Linked DNA regions of Mus musculus: region 1 is linked to region 2. Evidence: chromatin loops called from intact Hi-C (ENCODE). Cell type or tissue: gastrocnemius. All regions are shown on one strand. Links, peaks and the distances in the headings refer to the core of each region. The heading gives the core; the rest is flanking DNA.

What was found. Hi-C counts contacts between places; a loop is a spot of excess contacts. Peaks named below come from ENCODE experiments on the same cell type or tissue, not always from the same donor. Only the 100,000 strongest peaks of a DNase experiment are listed, where the experiment ranks them.
Region 1: a loop joins it to region 2, with 9 times the contacts of the local background. A loop is called at or near these places in 13 of 42 quality-filtered maps.

What each region holds. Positions count from the first base shown.
Region 1 is chr4:43,768,982-43,779,642 of GRCm38, forward strand. It overlaps Olfr159 (olfactory receptor 159), which reads right to left and starts at 2,028. Exons shown (of 1, transcript NM_019476.1): 1 at 1,069-2,028. The coding sequence starts at 2,028. The coding sequence ends at 1,069. In gastrocnemius, for the core only: no CTCF peak of the experiment used is centred there; no DNase peak of the experiment used is centred there.
Region 2 is chr4:43,844,732-43,855,392 of GRCm38, forward strand. It overlaps Olfr155 (olfactory receptor 155), which reads left to right and starts at 9,561. Exons shown (of 1, transcript NM_019473.1): 1 at 9,561-10,661. The coding sequence starts at 9,580. The coding sequence ends at 10,539. In gastrocnemius, for the core only: no CTCF peak of the experiment used is centred there; no DNase peak of the experiment used is centred there.

The sequences.
Region 1 (10,661 bases), core at 899-8,898, 76 kb before region 2:
TCAGAACTTCCTCACTCTCCTTCATGCACTGAGGAAACAAACGGCTCAATGACTTCTGGCAAGGATCTTGATATAGGACCAGAGACTGGTTATGAACACACAGGAAGAGAGCAATGCAGGAGACATTTATTAAGCATTTGCATTAGACATGGGAAAAGGTAAATATTACCAGATACTGAGCTATATGGTATATCAAAGTACAACTTAATGTAAAAATAGAGACAGGTAGAGGCAGGAGGATCCTGAGTCTGAGGCTAGCCTCAGCTTCACACTGAGACCCTGTTCCCTAGGAAGGAGGAAGGGAAGGAGGGAGGGAGAGGAGAGTGGCTACTCATGAACTATGGCTGAATGTTTGTAGAGAACCTGAGGAGCCAGTGAAGGGAAGACCCGACTTACAGCTTCTCCCTGGCCATTATTTCTTGGCCTGTGAGGTGAGTATCCATGAGCAAGTGTGAGACCGGGGGCTGGAGAGACAACTCAGTGGTTAACAGCACTTACTGTTCTTGTAGAGCACCCGCTTCAGTCAGCACCCACAGGGCAGTCATAGCCACCTGTGACTCCTGTAACTTCTGGGGGACCTGGTGCCCTCTGCTGGCCTCTATAGATAACTGCATTCATAGGGTACACATAAACTCACACAGAAACACATCAATAATTTTTAAGTCTTTAAAAACAATGTATAAGATCCAGAGTGTTCAATGAAATGACCATGAAAATTTGAGGAATTTCTTCTAGAATGAGGTAGGAGAATTACCTATTCATACAGAGCTCTTCTGAGCATTGAGATTTATTGTATAATCTTTAATAAAGATTATACAGGAGGGTCAGCCAGGTGGCTCACCAGGTAAGGGCACTGACCTCCAAACTTGTGTCTGATCCCTGGAACCCACGTGATGGAAAGTGAGATCCAACTCCCAGAAACTGTCCTCAGACCTCCATGCACATACTATTCTGTGCACCCCAATCAATAAATAGATAAATGTGATTTTAAAAAAAAACCACACAGCTTTTTAAGAGAAAAAAAAAAGATTATACAGGGAGACAAAGACCATGAAGGTCCATGCACCATCACCACTTGAAGTGTTTCTGGCCCACCAGGTTTGTCACAGCGGCCTTCACATCCTTGTTCCTCAGGCTGTAGATGATGGGGTTCAGCATGGGGGTCACCACTCCATAGAAGAGGGAGATGAGCTTGTCTGCAAGGTCCTGTTTGTCTGCCCCCAATGGGTCCTTGGATTTGGGCTTCCCGTACATGAACAGGATGGTCCCATAGAAGACAAGTACCACGGTGAGGTGGGCAGAGCAGGTGGAGAAGGCCTTCTTCCTCCCCTCGGCAGAGGGGATCCTCAGGATGGTGGAGAGTATGAAGATGTAGGAGACAAAGATGAAGAGGACAGGGACCCCCAAAAACATTGCATTAGCCACTGCCATGCTGATGACATTGATGGAGATGTCAGCACAGGCCAGTTTCAGGACTGCCAGGATCTCACATGTAAAGTGATTGATGACATTGTCCCCACAGAAGGGCAGTGTCATTGCTAAAGATATCTGCACTGTGGCAGTGATGCTTCCAGATACCCAGGAGCCGGCGGCCATGGGCACATAGGCAGCCTTGCTCATGACCACAGGATATCTAAGGGGGTTGCAGATGGCCACATAACGATCAAACGCCATCATGCCCAGGAGCACACACTCTGTGGCTCCCATGGCGAAGGAGAGAAACATCTGCACGGCACAGCCCGAGAAGGAGATGGTCTTCCTGGGGGTCAGGAAGCTGTCCAGAATGAGGGGGACGGAGGAGGTGGTGTAGCAGATGTCCAGGAAGGAGAGGTTCCCCAGGAAGAAGTACATGGGCGTGTGCAGGTGGGAGTCGAGGATGCTCACCAGGATGAGGACGACATTGCCCAGCAGGATCACCAGGTACATCAGCAGGATGAGCACGAAGAAGGTTTTCTCCAGCTTTGGGTGGGCGGAGAGACCCAGGAGGATGAAGCTGGACACAGGGGTGGTCTTGTTGGATCTCTCCATGTTTCCTCCTATGTTTCAGAAACTCAGAAGGTCACTTTCAGGCTTCTCTGATGCCTATAACGCCAAGGGAACCTGTGAGAAAGAACTCCTTGAGGAGCAATTGGCTCAGAGCTCTGATGATCTGTGGAAATCAGTCGTCCATATTGTTCTGAGTCAAAGGCAGGGACCCTGAACGAACAACACCTGCTTGGTGGTATCTAACCCTTGCAGAGATGTTTGAAATGTCACCTGAGTAAATTTAATTTTGTTCATCACATTTAAAACAGGTATCACACATTTAGCCGAGGTTGGGCCACTTGTGGGCAGTTTATTTGACTCAGCTGTGGCAAGGAATATTATATTTTACTTGAAAATTTCACCCAGGAATCCTCTGTTTGGTTGAAAACCCTGCTACTGTTTGTCCTCGATTCCTGTGCATCCCCCATGTGAGTAATTCTGTGGGCTGCCTTCTTCTTCTTTCCTTATGCGACTTCATGATGTACATGGTCCTGGGCCACTTGCTTGTCCATTAGTATATTCACACAAATACCAAGTTCTTCTGGAACGTGCATTAAAAGAACTGTCACTAACAATATGTCATTGGCCAGGGTATGGGAATTGCTAAGCCCCTCCTCCTCTGTGGAGACGCTCACCTCAGACCTCATTGTTACTGAGACACTCGTCCACATGAGGAATTCTGGATGCTGTGAATTGCTCTCTTTGGCTTCCGTACACATCCCTGCTCTGCTCTTTCCTCTCACTGTTGTATTCCCCATGGCACTTAACATGAGGAAGGAAGCCAGGAATGTGGCTGGCCCACAAGAGTTTCTTTATTCTTTTAAAAGTGTTCGCTTGGCAATGTCAGTTTGACTCCCCAGGATCTACATGGTAGCAAGAGAAAACTGACTCCCACAATCATCCTCTGACCTCCCTGAGCGTGCCTTGGTGTGCACACGCCCCCACACAAATACAAATGTAACTTTAAAAAGTGTTTCTTAAGGTCTAGGAAGCTAACTCAGTGGTAGAGTGCTTGCCTTTGGGCTTGGGCTACACACACACACACACACACACACACACACACACACACACAGACACACACACACACTGCTATCTTACCTTTTTGATAAGTATGCTGATAAAAATCACTTATTTAAGGTCTAGAAATAACCCTTCAGTCAGAAATAGCTCATCTGGCTTAGGCATCAGCCAAGGAGTGAGACCCTTAGCTCACGTTTTGTTTTCTTGTTTTGCTCTCTGTTTGGATAAATCCACAAAGGACCTTTGGAGACATACACAAAGCCATTTAAACCCCACTTTGCTTTTGGGATTAATCCAGTCCCTGACGTGATTTGAAGTTACAAAACTGAAGTGACAAAGTTAAGAAAGTTCCTGTCCTCCTGGGACCACATCCCCATGATCCAATTATTCTGAAATCCCTCCAGAAATACTTTGTTTCTGCCCGAGTTGTTGACAAGCACTGGAAAAGAAGGGTCATCCTGGCCCTGTTGCAATAGAGGCTGATAAGAACTCTCAGCACATACTAATCTGGGGAGATTGTGAGACCCACACACTGCAAAAGGGAAATCCTTGTGGCTTCAGATGCTTGGCTATTTGCAAATTCAAGAGCTCAGTACTTTACAGAAGCAAGACACCTCAAGGGTTCCTGAGAAATTGCAAGCTCCTGCCACAGTCCAGGCATAAAGGGCATTAGAAGGGCCATAAGTAAATCTGACCATGATTCTTGACACTTGCCGCCAAGGCTGCCAAACCTGATGACCTGGGTTTGAGCCCCAGGACTCACATGGTAGGAGAGAACTGAAGTCCTACAAGCCATCCCCTGATCTTACATGTGCCATACATGTGCAGTGACACAAACCTGGACCTATATACACATTAAATAAACACATGCAATTATAACTTAAGAAGAATAACAAATATATACTGTTTAAGAAAAAAATAAAAATCACATTATGTGTGCCTTACTCAGGATGAAAACTATAAACTAGAATTTTCCAGTACATGATGAAGCCTCCATCCTGCTCTGCCTCCCCACTCCAGGACTTTGGGAACGCCTCATCTCCCTCCTGAAATAGACTTCCTTCTATTTCTTTGAGAGTGATGACTACTGACTTTTGTAGAAGTTACTTCTGGGCAGAGTCCCATGATTCCCTGCCCGCCTGGGAGCCAGCAGCGCCCAGGTAGTATGAAGTGCTCTTTCCCAGTGCCATTAAAGCCCCGTGGTGGTTGATCTTAAGATTATCCAGTTGAATCTGGTCTGGTTAGGTGAGCAACCATATTTACTGAATGGAAAGGATTCTACATGCCAAAGTGCAACCAGGAGGAGCAGAGACTGGCCCTTGGAACCGTCATCAAAGACCACAGACTACCAACAAGAGAACCTGAGTTCTACCAAAAGTCTAAATGAGCTTGGAAGAGGCGTCTTGTCTTGTCTTGCCTTGCCTTGCCTTGCCTGCCTGCCTTCCTCCCTCCCTCCCTCTCTCTCTTTCCTCCTCCACCACCACCTCCTCCTCCTTCCTTTCTTTCTCTCTCTCTCTCTCTCTCTCTCTCTCTCTCTCTCTCTCTCTCTCCCTTTCTCTCTTTTGTCCCTTCTTTATTTCCTAGCCCTCACCACTCTTACTCAGACATCTCACTTATAGATGGGGATTGTTTTAAGCTGTTAACTTAGTGTCATTCGTATTGCAGCCAAGGGAGAGTAATAACACGTTCTTGATTCCTTTCATGGCTCTACCACCTGCAAAAAGATCAACGTAAATGAATTGTTCCATTGAGAAATGAAGTAAGAATTGCAAACTCAGCCTTCTACAAAAAGGGCACACTTGCTTCTGTGTGAGGGAAAACTCACACAGTAAATTCAGGGTTTTGCTAGCCCTTTCTGGGTAAACCAGGCAAGGTTGCAGAGTAACAAGGGACCAGACATGTGGTTGGGAAGAGCAGTAGAGGAGAGGCTCGTTTCATGTTTGCTGCTTCCCAGTGCTCTCTTCGATTCCCTCCTAGAAGTGATGAGGGCAGAGCACTGTGTGGGTAGAGTGGGACCCCAGCAAATCCATCAGTGGGCCAGAACGAGGGGAAGAGCTGAGTGAGCGGCATGCTTACAGTGAGAAGACTGGGGACTGGGCTGTCTGGGGCACTGTACTTCAAGTTGATCACCCCAGACAGCAGGCTCTGTAGAAGGCAGCAGGGTCTGGAGAACAGAGCCCCACAGAGACCTGTTTCTGGACTGCCAAGGCTGGTTTGCCTTTCCTGTGTGTCTGCTTTCAGAGTCCTACACCCTGGGTCATAGACTAGATTCCTGTCTTTTAACTATCTTCCCATTTAGTGCTTTACTCTTTCTTTTCTGGTGGAACACATTCTTGAATAGCTTCTTGAGAAAAGTATATTGAAGACCTTATATGTCTGAACGTATTTTACTCAATCTTTATAAATGGCTGATATTTTGGTGTTGTGTATTAGTCAGGGTTCTCCAGATAAACAGAACCAATGTGTGTGTGTGTGTGTGTGTGTGTGTGTGTGTGTGTGTGTGTGTGTGTGTGTGTGTTTGAAATATGGAACTAGCTCAGGTGATCATCTGATTATGAAGGCTGACAAGTCCCTGCTTGTGCCACGGAGCAGGCTGGACACTGGAGAACAACCTCTGATGCAGTTCACAAAGCTTAGAAAGAACTACCTTGTTTCTAAGAAATGTAGAGCCTCGGAAAGTACAGAATCAGGATTAATAAATGCTTGGTGCTATAATAGGAATCACCAGAGAGTACAGAACACACAATTACACATAGTGCACACTATCTATACCGATATAGATGAGTATGCTACTGGTTAATGTACTTATGCTGTAATGATTACTGTTATTTTAGAAGAGTAGTTTTAATTATAAAAATGTTTGCTATGGATAGTTTGTCAAATTCCAATAGCAGCAGCAGCAGCAGCATCCATCTCATGAAATCATGTCTCCTGGGTACATCATGTTCTCTTGCACATAAAAGTGGACTCTAAGTTGCTCATTAGGGCGTAAGGTTGAAATGGATGCACAACACAAGAAAAAGGAGAATCTGGGCATGCGGACACGAAAGGCTATGCGGACACGAAGGGCCACTGTTTTCTAATCTTAGAGCTAATTAGCAGAGTGAGACTGAAGTAATTAAAATTTACTTTATATATTTATTTGTTTTTATGAATTTATTTACTATTTATATATATTATTAGTTTATATTTATTTACTTTATTCATAGTAACATATTACTATATTATTATTATCATTCCTTTATTTACTTTACATCCCGAGCACAGTTTCACCTCCCTCTTTCTTTCCTGTCCTTCCCCCCCCCTCCTCCCCTCTCCCCATTCACTCCTCCTCTTTTTCTCATTTTGAAAAGGGGTGGCCTCCCATGGATGTCAACCAGCCCTGGCATATCAAGATGCAGTAAGACTAGATGTATGCTCTCCTATTAAGGTGAGATGAGGCAGCTCAGTAAGAGGAAAGGGTCCCAAAGACAGGAAATAGAGTTAGAGACAGTCCCTGCTCAAGAGGAGATGTCTTTACTGATAGAAACACTTTCCCCAGTGCCACTTTAGGCCAAAGCTTTACGTGTTTGAATTTTTAGTATTTCTTGTGCTTGAAGAAAGGATAAAGGACACATGCATTTTTTTTAAAAATTATATGTAAGTACACTGTAGCTGTCTTCATACACTCCAGAAGAGGGAGTCAGATCTCGTTATGGATGGTTGTGAGCCACCATGTGGTTGCTGGGATTTGAACTCCAGACCTTCAGAAGAGCAGTCGGGTGCTCTTACCCACTGAGCCATCTCACCAGCCCGACACACGCATTCTTATATTTTTGATTGTGAGCCCAGCTCTAAATGGCTGAGGTACAGTGGAAAAAAAGAAAACATCTTCAACAAATGGTGCTGGTCAAATTGGATGTCTGCATGTAGAAAAATGCAAATAGATTCACATCTATTACCCTGCATAAATCTCAAGTCCAAGTGGATCAAAGACCTCAACCAAATACAATAAATCTTATAGAATTGAAAGTGGGGGATTGTTTTGAAGTCATGGGTCTAGGAGACAATTTCCTGAACAAAACACCCATAGCTCAGGCACAATTGATAAACGGGACCTCAAGAAACTGAAAAGCTTCTGTAAGGCAAAGGACACTGTCACTAGGACAAAAATGGCAGTCTAGAGAATGGTAAAGATCTTCACCAACCCTGCATTTGACAGAGGGCTAATATCCAAAATATATAAAGAACTTACTTAAGAAGTTAGACACCAACAACTCAAATAACCCAATTTAAAAATGGGGTACAAAGCTAAATAGAATTCTCAGCAGAGCAATCTTTAATGGCCAAGAAACACTTAAAAACATGCTCAGTGTCCTTAGTCATCAGGGAAATGCAAATCAAAATTACTCTGATATTCTCTCTCTCTCTCTCTCTCTCTCTCTCTCTCTCTCTCTCTCTCTCTCTCTCTCCAACTCATTCTGTAGATCAGGCTGGCCTCGAACTCAGAAATCCACTTGCCTCTGCCTCCCAAGTGCTGGGATTAAAGGCATGTGCAACCACTGCCTGGATGAGATTCTCTCTTACAACAGTCAGAATAGCTACGATCAAAAACTCAAGTGACAGCAGATGCTGGTGAGGATGTGGAGCAAGGGGAGCGCTTCTTCAATGCTGGTGGGGTGCAAACTGGTACAACCACTCTGGAAAACATTTTTGGCTGTTTCTCAGAATTTTGGGAATAGTTTTACCTCAAGGCTATACCACTCTGGGGCATATACCCAAAAGATACTCCACCATACCACAAGGACACTTGCTCAATTATGTTCATAGCAGCTTTATTCATAATAGCCAGAAACTATAAACAACTCAGATATTCCTCAACTGAAAAATGGATAAAGAAAATTTGGTTTATTTACACAACAGAATACTACTCAGCTATTCAAAACAAGGACATCATGAAATTTGCAGACGAATGCATGGAACTAGAAAATAACATCCTGAGTGAGGTAACCCAGACCCAAAAGGACATGCATGGTATGTACTCACTGATAAGTTGATACTAGCCATAAAGTATAGGATACCCATTCTACAATCCACAGATCAAAAGAAGCCAAATAACAAGGGGGTCCTAAGGGAGAATGTTTGAATCTTATTCAGAGGGGAAATAAAATAGACATTGGAGATGGATGGAGGGAGGTGACTGGGTGGGGAGGGGATGGAGGGGTGAATGAGACAGAGGGTTCAAGAGAAGGGATGGGGGTTGGGAGGGTGACAGAAACCAGCAGTGGGCAGAGGAAGCATCTCAAGGATGTTCCAGAGACCTGGGATGGGGGAGGCCTCTGAGTGTCTATGTGGGTGATTCTAACTGAGACTCCTATCAGTGAGGAATATGGAGCCCGAAGTGGCCACCTTCTGTAGACAGGCAGGACTCCTAGTGGAGGGATAAGGACAGCAACGCACCCAGAAAATCTTCCACCCAAAATGTGTCCTGTGTACAAGATGTGCAGAGACAAAGATGAGCAAAAATGGAGGGAATGGCCAACCAATGACTGTCCCAACTTGAGAGACCTGTCTCATGGGCAAGAACCAATCTCTAACACTATTAATGACACTCTATTATACTTGCAGACAAGAGCCTAGCATAACTGTCATCTGAGAGACTCCACCCAGGAGCTGATGGAAACAGATGCAGAGATGCATGGCCAAACATTAGTTAGAGCTCAGGGTATCTTATAGAAGAGTTGGAGAAAGGATTGAGGGACCCAAAGGGAATAGGAATGCCTCAGGATGACAAATAGAGCCAACTAACCTGGACCCTTGAGGGCAACTAGAGACTGAACTACCAACCAAAGAGCAAGCATAGGCTGGACCTAAGCCCTTGGCACGTACATAGCAGATGTGCAGCTCGGTCTTCCTGTGAGTCCCTCAACAGCTAGAGTTGGGGAATATCCATGAATCTGTTGCCTGCCTGTGGATTCCTTTTCCCTAACTGGGCCACCTTGTCTGGCCTCAGTGGGAGAGGATGCGCCTAGTCCTGCAGTGACTTGATGTCACTTGATGACAGGGTGGGGTGATACTCAGGGGGCACGTCCTTCTTCTCAGAGGAGAAGGAGAGAGTGGAGGGGGAGGTGCTATGTGGGGGAACAGAAAGGATGGTGGCTGCGATTGAGATGTAAAGAGAATAAGTAGATAAATTATTGAAAAACACACAAATTCCTGAATAAGGCACCAGCTGACCACCCAGGGTCGGTCTATGATATAGCCACTTGTTAGATCAGGCAATGAGAGTGACTTTAGTGTTAGCCATTAACCCTTCATTTGACAGTCACCAAAACCTGGGCAGCTGCTCTCCCTCTGAGCACTACTGGGGCTTCTCAGGTCAGAACTATGTGACTGCTTGTCTGCAGTGGCATCTCCATGGACAACCATGGACACAGTCCACCACAGAGTAACACCACAACTGCTGTGTTGTCATTAAGAACATGAGGTCCTTAGCCCCATTACACTCTTAAGGAGCAGCTGTAATACATGCAGCACATTATTGTGCGGTACATGAATATGTATAGTTAGCTCAAATACAACATTTATGCATGTCATTCCATAATAGTCTAAATAATAAAAATAATTTACTTGTGAATGGTAGGTGTGAGTTATAATTTATAAATGCTGTATATTATCTCTCTATATTATATATTCTATCTGTAATTATGTAATTCTTTCCCTAGCTCTTTCCACCATGACAAGTTCTGACAACCTAAATAGCACCCTAGCATGCTGATTATGATTTCTAAATTACCATCCCTCAGTAAGGGAAACAAAGGGGTCTTAGAGAACATGGTTGTATTCAGGTCTGCAGAGGAAGTGTGACCGTCGAACAGGACACCCAAGCAAGCACCGAGAGCAGGAAAGCCATTGAAGAAGCTACCACAGACCTGCACTGTTTGGAGAGCCATATACCTGTAACTACACTTAAATAAAACCCCTCCATTTCTAGATCCAGTTACCAATTTATGGGAGAGAGAGACACACAGACAACACAGAACTGTCACTATGAAATGCAGACGTGAGAAATTTTATCGTGTCTTTTAGATGGAAACTGTTTTCTTCAAAAAGTTAATAGGGACATGGGGTGGGGCATGAGACCAGAGGGGAGGGAAGGAGAGAAAAGTCAGGGAAGGGAAAGGGGACCGAAGGGCAGAGAAGCGTATAGACTGAGACTAGTCGTCATATGTAACTTCTGCTGCTCATAGTTCAGTTGAACAGACTGAAATAAAGCATGTGTTTTGGAGCAGAGTGTCATGGTGCATGACCATGATTCTAGCACTTTGGAGGCTGAGGCAGGAGGATCAGGTTGAGGCCAGCCTGGGTTGCATGAGACTAACAAAAAATAATGGAGCAAGTGGAATATGTATATATGTGTACATATGTGAATGTATGTGTATATATGTATATATGTGTATATGTGTGCTATACGTGCATATATATGTGTGTATGTGTGTGTGTGTGTGTGTGAGAGAGAGAGAGAGAGAGAGAGAGAGAGAGAGTATTTTGCTTACACTTCCATATAGCTATAGCTATTCATCAGGAAAGTCAGAGCAGGAACTCAAACAAGGCAGGAACCTGGAGGCAGGAGCTGA
Region 2 (10,661 bases), core at 995-8,994:
TCACCCTAGTTAAAAGAGAAGGAAGCTAGGAGTACTAAGGTTAGCAAAAACTAAAGTATGATAAAAATGACAATGCTCAATTAAAGTCATTTTTTAGGTGAAAAAAAAGGAAATGCAAAAAGCAAAAAGCTCTTAACCCCAAATATCCAGGAAATCCAGGACACAATGAGAAGACCAAACCTAAGGATAACAGGTATAGAAGAGAGCGAAGATTCCCAACTCAAAGGGCCAATTTCTTCACAAAATTATAGAAGAAAACTTCCCTAACCTAAAGAAAGAGATGCCCATGAACATACAAGAAGCCTACAGAACTCCAAATAGACTGGACCAGAAAAGAAATTCCTCCTGTCACATAATAATCAAAACACAAAAAGCACTAAACAAAGAAAGAATTTTAAAAGCAATAAGGGAAAAAGGTCAAGTAACATATAAAGGCAGACCTATCAGAATTACACCAGACTTCTCACTAGAGACTATGAAAGACAGAAGATCCTGGGCAGATGTCATATAGACCCTAAGAGAACACAAATGCCAGCCAAGGCTACTATACCCAGCAAAACTGTCAGTCACCATAGACAGAGAAACCAAGATATTCCATGACAAAACCAAATTTACACAATATCTTCCCACAAATCCAGCCCTACAAAGGATAATAGATGGAAAACACCAACAGAAGGAGTGAAACTACACCCTAGAAGAAGCAAGAAAGTAATCTTTCAACAAACCCACACAAACATAATTCCACCTCTTAACAAGAAAATTAACAGGAAGTAACAATCACTTTTCCTTAGTATCTCTTAATTTGAAAATTAATACCAATACATCCTAATCAATTGAAATTCAAAAATATGAGGAATTAGAAATTTGTCGGCTGCCATCCTGTGGTCTCTCTAATTTGGTAATGGGAGAAATGGGTCCAATATTGTACAATCCATATACACTTTCTGCTTGTTTGTACATGACAGTGTCTTGTTGTGTGCCACATAATGGTCTTGAAATCATGCTTCTATCTCAGCCTCTTTATTCATAGGATTGTTTATTTGATGTTTTTACACTATACTATGGTTTTCAGAATAGCTTACATATTTCAAAATTATTTATACAGCCAAAAGAAATGTAGACAATTAATTTGGGAGGTGGCTTGTAAGAGAACAGCAAGAGTGAGACTGAAGGCTTTGCTTGATATTTATAATTATTGTATCAATTTTGAAGAAGAGAACTTTATAAGTTACTCTTATTCTGAGATGAATGCTTTTCAAAATCATCACAGCCAATGAACCAGAACCTTACTCTCACCTAACGTCTGTGCCACCCTCCAAGCAGATCCATTGTTCACTGAAACAGTTAATGAATGACTTCATGGATAGACCATCTTAATACACACACCATTTCTTAAATGAATGTAACCTGTTCCCTGTGGTCTGAGAATGATGACAATCACTCAAGTCAAGTAGCTTTGACCGTAGCAGGAATTCTATATCCAAAAATCATGCCTACAATTCATTCCTTGGCACAACAGAACTGTCAACTCTTAGCTTATCTACTATGGAGGTAAAATCCTTTGGTGATGTGAGGGACATTCAAGTACAGCCTTATTACAATGAATTCCAATTCCAAAAACTGTTCTTATTTTGTGTTTGTACCACAGTAAGAGCCAAGATTTTAAGCTCTACTAAAAACAAAACAAACAAACAAAAATACTTTATTTATGTTCATTAAAAAACTAATAGTGATATATTGTTTTAAAATATCACACAGTTAATATATTTGGAGTTATTTAAAATTTTTATTGAGAAAAATGTACGTATTTTCAGTATTGCTGTAGACAAATATCTACATAAGACTGTTCAATTGATTGATGTTTTATATCAAAAAACTTTTATAATGTTCTATTTTATTGTTACAATATTTTATAAATATTAAAGAATATGATAAAAACCGAAAGGTATTGCAGGTTTGGGGGGGGGGTCTCTGGGAGGAGTTGGGGTACAAAAGGGAAAGAAGAATGTGATGTAAGTCTATTCCCTCAAAATATGTTTTTAAATGTTAACAAATTCAGATAAATTGAAATTATGTATCTCTTCTCATCATAATGCAATAAAACTTAAATCAAAGGAAAAAATAAAAATAAAAATGCCCTATATGCTGGATCTTATGGAGATAATTTTCTCAGGTGAGGTTTCCTCCTCTCATATGACTCTAGCTTGTGTGTCAAGTTGACATAAGACCAGACAGCACAGAGTGCCAGGAGAAATCTAAATAAATAAGCCTGACTGTTTTCCTAATTACTATACTAGTTCATTCTTTCTATCCCAGGATATAATTCTCAGTGACTTTCCATTTTCTATCAAACTTACTGAAATGAACATTCAGATTTAGCTTTTCTTTCTCTTACGATAAGCTCCTGAGGGGCTGGCGAGGTGAGATGGCTCAGTGGTTAGTAACATGTGCTGCTCTTCCAGAGGACTCGAGTTCAGTTCCTATCACCTACATAGGATGGTTCACAGCCACCTCTAACTCCAGCTCCAGGGGACTTGAATACTTCCTTTTCTGCCTGGCACCTGCTCCCATGGGCATGAGAGTATACATGGACACTTATTAATAAAAAATAAAAGCTGTTTATGGTTTGTTTACTTATTTCATGTGTATGGGTATTTTGTGTACGTATTTGTCCATGTCACATGCAATCCTGGTGCCCACCGTGGCCAGAAGGGGCTTCCAGTGATTTTAAACCACTGAGCCATTCCTCCAGCACATAAAGGCTTAAAAAAAAAAAACCAAAACAACAACAAAACAAAACAAAACAAAAAACTTCTACACCATGAAGAGTTGAATAAAGTGGTGTGCTTTTCTTTCATCAATCTGTCTTTCCATTAGAGCTCTAGCCAATGAATAGAAGGGGCTGCTTTCTCTCCCCCACAAGCCAGACTCTGAGTCTTAAAGGCTCTCCTCAGCGCGGGTGAGGAGGAGGGGTGCCTGTCTGGATGGCAGGGTGCAGCAGCCGCGTGGTTGACACTGATACTTCAGTGCATAATTTCTGTACTTCTGTTGTACCCAGCTGCACTGGTGTCTGCAAATGAATAAATCACTGGTGACAATGTCTGTGTTTGGGGAGTTTTCGGTAGATTGGATTTGTTATGCTTTGATATCAGTGAGTCATTCGTGCCAGTAAGAGGTACCGTTAAGATGGCTTTTCACGTTTTGTGCTGTCTATTGCTCCAAACAAATCTCCAAAGTGAGCGTGAGGGTTGTGGCAATGTGGTAAACACACAGACACAAATAAATGATATTTAAACTAGTAAATGAAAATATTTCTTGAATTTCGCAAGCCACTCATGTATACCACTGAGCCCAAGATGGAGGTTGTGGGAACACCACTACAATTACATCTGGCTAAGAAAAAGCATGGGGGACCAGACTTCTGACTAGCATCTGAAGTGGGGAGACACAGCTCACTTAAATTGTAGCATCCCCATTTGATGTTTGGAAGGCTGGAGAGTTACTTGTTGAGGACACAAGCAAGCAAGAGCGTGTGTGTGTGTGTGTGTGTGTGTGTGTGTGTGTGTGTGTGTGAGAGAGAGAGAGAGAGAGAGAGAGAGAGAGAGACAGACAGACAGACAGACAGACAGACAGACAGAGACAGACAGAGAAAGAGACAGAGAGGGGGGAGAGGGAGAGGGAGAGAAAAGAGTTCTGGAGATATCAGGGGAATGCCAGGGCCAAAAAGGGGGAGTGGGTGGGTAGGGGAGTGGGGGTGGGTGGGTATGGGGGACTTTTGGTATAGCATTGGAAATGTAAATGAGCTAAATACCTAATAAAAAATGAAAAAAAAGAGTTCTGGAAACAACTAGAATAGTAGTGGATAGGAACTTGGATTGTGAGCAGGGAGGGACCCTCCTACATGAGCATTTGTGAGATCTAGTATCTTTGTCTTTTGCCCTCTGGATTCCTGTAGCCTCCATTTTATCACACTTGCTTTCATGAAAGGCTGTAGGACAATTCTGGGGTTCCCCTCACTGTGTCAGTCAGAGCCTGAGGAGTTGCCGTCAGCCCTTCTGTAGCAGAGCATTCTGACTGATGGTGCCAGGAGCTCTTTTACACTCACTCTCACCTCCCAGTCTTGATTCTCAGCTTCTCACTTGGACTGATAGCCTCTGCTCTCCTCCTTGTACCCAAGTCTCAGCTATCATAATCCCAGCTTCCAGTCTCTGCCTCCTGCATTACCATGCTTCCGTCTTTCTCCCTCTCTTCCTTAGCTCAATGGCTATGCCTTGTGTTTGAGGTTCAAGACCCCTAAGAGACAGGTTTAGGGGGTTTTTGCCACTGGACAGCCTGTTTGCTCCCTGCCCCTGGGCCAGGTGGGTCCCTGTGGCTGAAGCTCTTTCTGGCACAGGGCATGGAAACTACACGAGGAGCCTCTCAGTAGCAGATGTGGAAGACCAGGTAAGCTAGGCTACCTAGGATGAAAGAGCAGGTCAAGCCAGGATGGTTTGAGAGCCCAGCATTCAGACATCCAGACCCACGTGGGGTCCTCACTCCTGTACGCAGCATGTGTCTACATGTGTGGTCTCTCTGCTGAGGGGGCTTTTTCTCCTCACCTCATCTGGAGGCAGCCTCCTTCTCCCTCCTCGGAGCGCTGGTTTCCTGACCTTACAACATCTTGCTCCAGCCGTTGTTTGGTTCTTTCCATTATGTGAGAGCTTGTACTGCTTCTCCTGATTGCAGGCAGAATCTCTAAATCCTTTGAACTGCATCGAAACCTTTCCAGGAGCCTTGGGAAGGCATGTGACTCCAAGGGGTATCGTGTCCACATTTGTGGTCAGGAAAACGCAACAAATGCGACTATCTCTCTGGGAAACACTAAGGGTCTGGGGCTCACATCACTTATCCTTGGCAAATCAAATTTACATACACTCAAGCACACATGTGGAATGAGAGATGCCCAACACGTTAAAATTTGTCTTGATAAATCAAAACCCAAGTATCTCCTGGCTGCTCTGGCTACAGGGCTTCCCTCCAGCGTGGAGTGAAGGCAGAAGATGTGCATCTCTGCAGAGTAGATTAGTGCTGCAGGCTCTAGACTAGGAGGGGTGGCTCTGCCTCCTCCCAAATTGCATAGTAGGTAGGCAGCTAGACCTGGCTGGCCTTGAACTCAGAGATCCACCTGCTTCTGCCTCCAGAGTCCCAGGATTAAAGGCATGTGCCATTGTCTTAGGGTTTGTATTGCTATGAAAAGACACCATAACCACAATTCTTATAAAGAAAAACATTTGTGGTGGTTTGAACATGCTTGGCTCAGGGAGTAGCAACTATTGGGAGGTGTGGCCTTGTTGGAGAAGGTGTGGCCTTGTTGGGGGAGAATGTCACTGCGGAGGCAGGACTTTGAGGTAATATATATGCTTAAGCTCTGCCCAGTGTAAGACATGATAGCCTTCTCCTGCCTGCCTGCCTTTGGATCAAGAGAGACCTTTTAGCTCCTTCTCCACCACTGGATGGATGCTGCCATGTTTCTCACCATGATGACCCTGGACTGAGCCTCTGAAACTATAAGCCAGCCCCAATTAAATGCTGTCTTTTATGAGTTTCTTGGCTGTAGTGTTTGTTCACAGCAATAAAACCCTAACTAAGACAACATTTAATTGGGGCTGCCTTATAGCTTCAGAGGTTCCGTTCATTATCCTCATGGCAGGAAACATGGCTGGCTGCAGAAACACATGGGGCTGGAGTGTTCTACATCTGATAGACAGGCATCGAGAGGAGACTGTGTGCCACACAAGGCTTAGCTTCATCATAGAAGACCTCAGAGCCAGCCTCCATAGTGACACACCTCCTCCAACAAGGCCACACCTCCTAATAGTGCTACTTTCTGTGGGCCAAGCATTCAAACACAAGAGTATACGGGGCCAAACCTATTCAAACCACCACAGCCACCCAGCTCAGTCTTTCCTTTCTTCTCCCTTCTCTCCTCTTCCTCCTTCCACTCCTCCTCTCTCCTGCCCATTTTCCAGTGCTGAGAATGGATTCCCAGTGAGGCAGGTGCCCTACCCCTGAGCCATCCTGTGTGTGCCTGTTTCCATGACACTAGAGGGTGCACTCCTGAAGGCCAAGCCCTGCCTCAGTGAGCCAGGCCTGGAATTCCAACCCTTGTGAGGTGGAGGCAGGAGGATCTGGAGTTTAAGGCCAGCCAGGAGCCTGAGCTAACATGAGACTGTGTCTCAAATTTTAATTAATTGATGGATAAAAAGTAAAAGAAAAGAACAAGCCCATTCTCTAGACCCTGTCCTGGGTCACACACTGTGAGTGAGTCCCAAGAGGTCAAGGGAGACATGCACAGATGAGAGGAAGCCAGAGGCGGTCATTTTTATTGGATGCCCAGTGAGGACTGAGGGAGATCACAGCCAGTTGCTTCACGGTGCTCAACAAGATAAAATGTAAAGACTATACATTTTTCACTAAGATCTCCCCTCCAAACCACTGAAGCACAGACTAGGTAGCAGTGGTGGGGCTTGTTGGCCACAGCACTGAAGAAAAGTAGCTGGGGAGGGGGCCTGAAGAGTCATGTAATCATTAAACAGTTGTGAACACCGCTGATCCAATTATGTTGTTCAGAGAAAGAGAGAAAGAAAGAGAGAAGAAAGGAAAGGATGAAAAATCTCAGTCAGTAAACTTCCATATAATTGGATCTTAGGGACGCTATCCCAGAAGGACGCAAAGTTTCTAAGCTGAGGACAACATACTTTCTGAGCTTTAAATGACTTCGGGGACTACATAGGTCCCAAAGAACTAAGTGGAATTTAAATTGACTTCTAAGGGCAATGTCCCAGCCTTTGCAGGTTGCACCCTGAGTACGGGGGGCAGGTGCTGGGGAGAGGTCCAGCCTGACCCTTTGGGAGTCACACGTTCTGAGCTCTCACTCCAGTTCTGCAGGCCCACTGCCTCTGTTTCTGATACAAGCACTCTCCACTCTTTGAGAAATCAGCTATTTTTGGTAAACATGTTCCCAAGCAAGGTAAGTGCAACTTTGATCAAAGCAATGGCAGACTTGTACAAGCAGAGTCAACACTTCAGATCAGCCTGTCTACAACAGAGGGGCCTGCGGCAGGGTGGCGGTATTCTAGAATCACACAGACCCATGGAGCTGCAGTAGTCCTTAGGCTCAGATCCGAGGAAAGAGTTGGCCAGAATCGCAGCAAGCAGTTCCTGAAACCATGTGCATTTTCTCAGTGGTAGAGCCCACATTCTGAAGATACCCATGAGCTGGATTTCTGAACTTGGTGCTGGTGACATCAAAGGAAATGTCTCCTTTACAAAACACAGATTTCTGGGGGGGGGGCATGAGGGCTGGACAAAGGAGAATGGAAAACCCAGCTGGCTACTGCCCTGCCCTGCCCAGTCCATATATCACACAGGCAGTGTGTTCTGTGTCCCGGGCTGTCTTTGGGACTATTCTCACTATCAGCCTTGTATTTGACTCCTGAATGGTGTTTTACCTCTAAGGGATACTTTCTATCTTTAAAACCTCAGAGGAAACAGATAGATTCTTGCTTATCTTCATGTTGACACCCAACCCTTCGTGGATGTTTGGAGGGGTGCTGTATGGAAGAGAGACTGGTTGTCCTGGGGGTGGGGTTTCAGATGACAGGGCCAGCTAGAGGCTACAAGAAGCACAGTTCAGTTCACTAGGACTCTGACAGGCAAGCCTGGGCTCCAGGCTTCTCAGGAATGTAGGAAGGAGAAACCACTGTCAGCAAGGAGACAGGTTGTTAAGTGTATCTAAGGCCTATTGTGATCACTGTGGTAACACAATATTTTACATTGATAGTACTGACATTGTTCAGGTAATTGTTCATTTTCACAACTAGTTCCTTACTGAAAACTTCAGCCCTCTAGGGTCAAGTACTGTGCCTTTTTCATTGCAATGTCCCCTAAACCTAGAATTATGTCCAGCTCATAGGCGATGTCCTGTAAGAGTCTGTTAACTCAGATTGAGTTACTATGGCCCTAACTTGGTGACAGTTACTGAGTCTACACACAACAGAACAGTGTGCCAGCCTGGCATAAGCACTGAGGAGACCCTGGATGAGCATCTGGGAAGTTCCTGTCATTTCAGTGACTGTGGCCATGAGTCCCTATGCTCGAGGTTGCAAACAAATGTTCATTATTGCTTTGAGGGCTCTGGTGGTATTGTTTGGTTTTGTTTTATCCTGGCCCAGAACAAAACCTAGGGTTGAGAGGAACTTAAAATTCTGAGGTGTTCATCAAGCTTCCCCAGAGTGACCAGGGCAGGCCTGGGCTCCCAGTGGAGAGACGTGTCAACGAGCTGGTCACTGTGGCATCAGTACGATCGCGCTGACTCCCAGAGCAATGCCAGTGTCCTAGAGCTGTTGCCCAGACTGCCATTGTCTCCAGGAAAGCACTGTTGTATTTTCCGAGTGGTTTCTGCTGGTTTTCATTTGAGTTGTCTACCTTTAGACTTTATTCTCTCCCTCTCTTTCTTTTTCTCCCTCTGTCTCTGTCTGTCTGTCTGTCTCTCTCTCTCCTGCGCATCTGTGTTATACATGTATGTTCAAATGTGTATGTGAACGTGTGTATGTGTGTATGTGTGTACGTGTGTGTGTGTGTGTGTGTGTGTGTGTGTGTGTGTAGGACAACAGTGAACACTGGGTGTCTTCCTCAATCACTCATTTATTTACTGAGTCAGGTTCTCCCAGGGAACCTGGGACATGATGATTTGACTAGCCTTGCTGGTCAGTGTGCCACAGGGATCCCATGTCTTTGCCTCTCAGGCCCTGGGAAGGTGTGCAGGCCATTATGAACATCTGGTTTTCTATCAAGGTGCTGAGTATCTGAACTTGATTCTCATGGTAGCACAGCAAGAACCCCATCCACTGGGCTATCCCCCTAACGCCCCCTCTCTCACACACACTTTGTTCTTTTAAAATGTGTGGCAGCATTTGAAAAGCTACTCACAGGAACAATTTCAGACTGGCGTGATGCTACCTTCCTTCGGAGGGGTCTGCATCTGCTTCTGCTGTGGATTTGAAAGCACTAAAGTCCTAGGATCACTGACTGAAAGCACTCACTAATGCCTGTACCCTCCCGAGTTACCTCAGTGCTGTGGTGCTGCCTGGGGTTCCATTGCAAAGGGGAGGGGTTTGCTTTGGATGGGTGCCCTGCACACTGGTCCTTGTGCATCAAGTCCTGTTCTTTCTCTCCACAAGGCTGCCAGTGGAGTACCAAGGTCTCTTGGACCCTTGTTTTTCCCAGAATCTTATCCAAATAACTTCTTCTTTCTCTCCAGTGCTTTATAGAGATGTTTTATACACTTTGCCGTTTTTTCTGAATTGTCCTCTGCAGGAGGGATAGTTCAGCTTAACTTGTTACTACATTAGAAAGTTAAATATCCCCCTACTGTGTATTTCCTAGAAGTGAACAATTCCATAGAGACTCCAAGATTGTCAAAGGTGCCTCTGGCTGCTTGGCAGGACAAGGCTTTGGCTTGGCTGCCCAGGAGCTTTGGGAGGAAGACAATGTTGATGCTGATTGCTGAGTTCCTGCAGGTTTCAAACCGAATGTACCATGGACAGATCCAATGAGACCGCCCCCCTGTCCGGCTTCATTCTCCTGGGCCTCTCTGCCCACCCAAAGCTGGAGAAAACCTTCTTCGTGCTCATCCTGATGATGTACCTGGTGATCCTGCTGGGCAACGGCGTCCTCATCCTGGTGAGCATCCTCGACTCCCACCTGCACACGCCCATGTACTTCTTCCTGGGGAACCTCTCCTTCCTGGACATCTGCTACACTACCTCCTCTGTCCCCCTCATTCTGGACAGCTTTCTGACTCCCAGGAAGACCATCTCCTTCTCGGGCTGTGCCGTGCAGATGTTTCTCTCCTTCGCCATGGGAGCCACGGAGTGTGTGCTCCTGAGTATGATGGCGTTTGATCGTTATGTGGCCATCTGCAACCCCCTTAGATATCCTGTGGTCATGAACAAGGCTGCCTATGTGCCCATGGCTGCCAGTTCCTGGGCAGGTGGTATCACTAATTCTGTAGTGCAGACATCTTTGGCAATGCGGCTGCCCTTCTGTGGGGACAATGTCATCAATCACTTCACCTGTGAGATCCTGGCAGTCCTGAAACTGGCCTGTGCTGACATCTCCATCAATGTCATCAGCATGGTTGTGGCCAACATGATCTTCTTGGCAGTCCCAGTCCTCTTCATCTTTGTCTCCTATGTCTTCATCCTTGTGACAATCCTGAGGATCCCCTCTGCTGAGGGGAGGAAGAAGGCCTTCTCCACCTGCTCTGCCCACCTCACCGTGGTACTTGTCTTCTATGGAACCATCCTCTTCATGTACGGGAAGCCCAAGTCCAAGGACCCACTGGGGGCAGACAAGCAGGACCTTGCAGACAAGCTCATCTCCCTCTTCTATGGAGTGGTGACCCCCATGCTAAACCCCATCATCTACAGCTTGAGAAACAAGGACGTGAGGGCTGCTGTGAGGAACCTGGTGGGCCAGAAACACCTAACTGAGTGACTGTCACAGTGCAGAACTTCCAACCTCTTCATTGTGTTTGTGAGGGAAGAGTGGTGCAATGAAGAGGAGCCACTTCCCCAAGGTCCAAGTAATGAACTCAGAACTAAGACTATAAACAAACT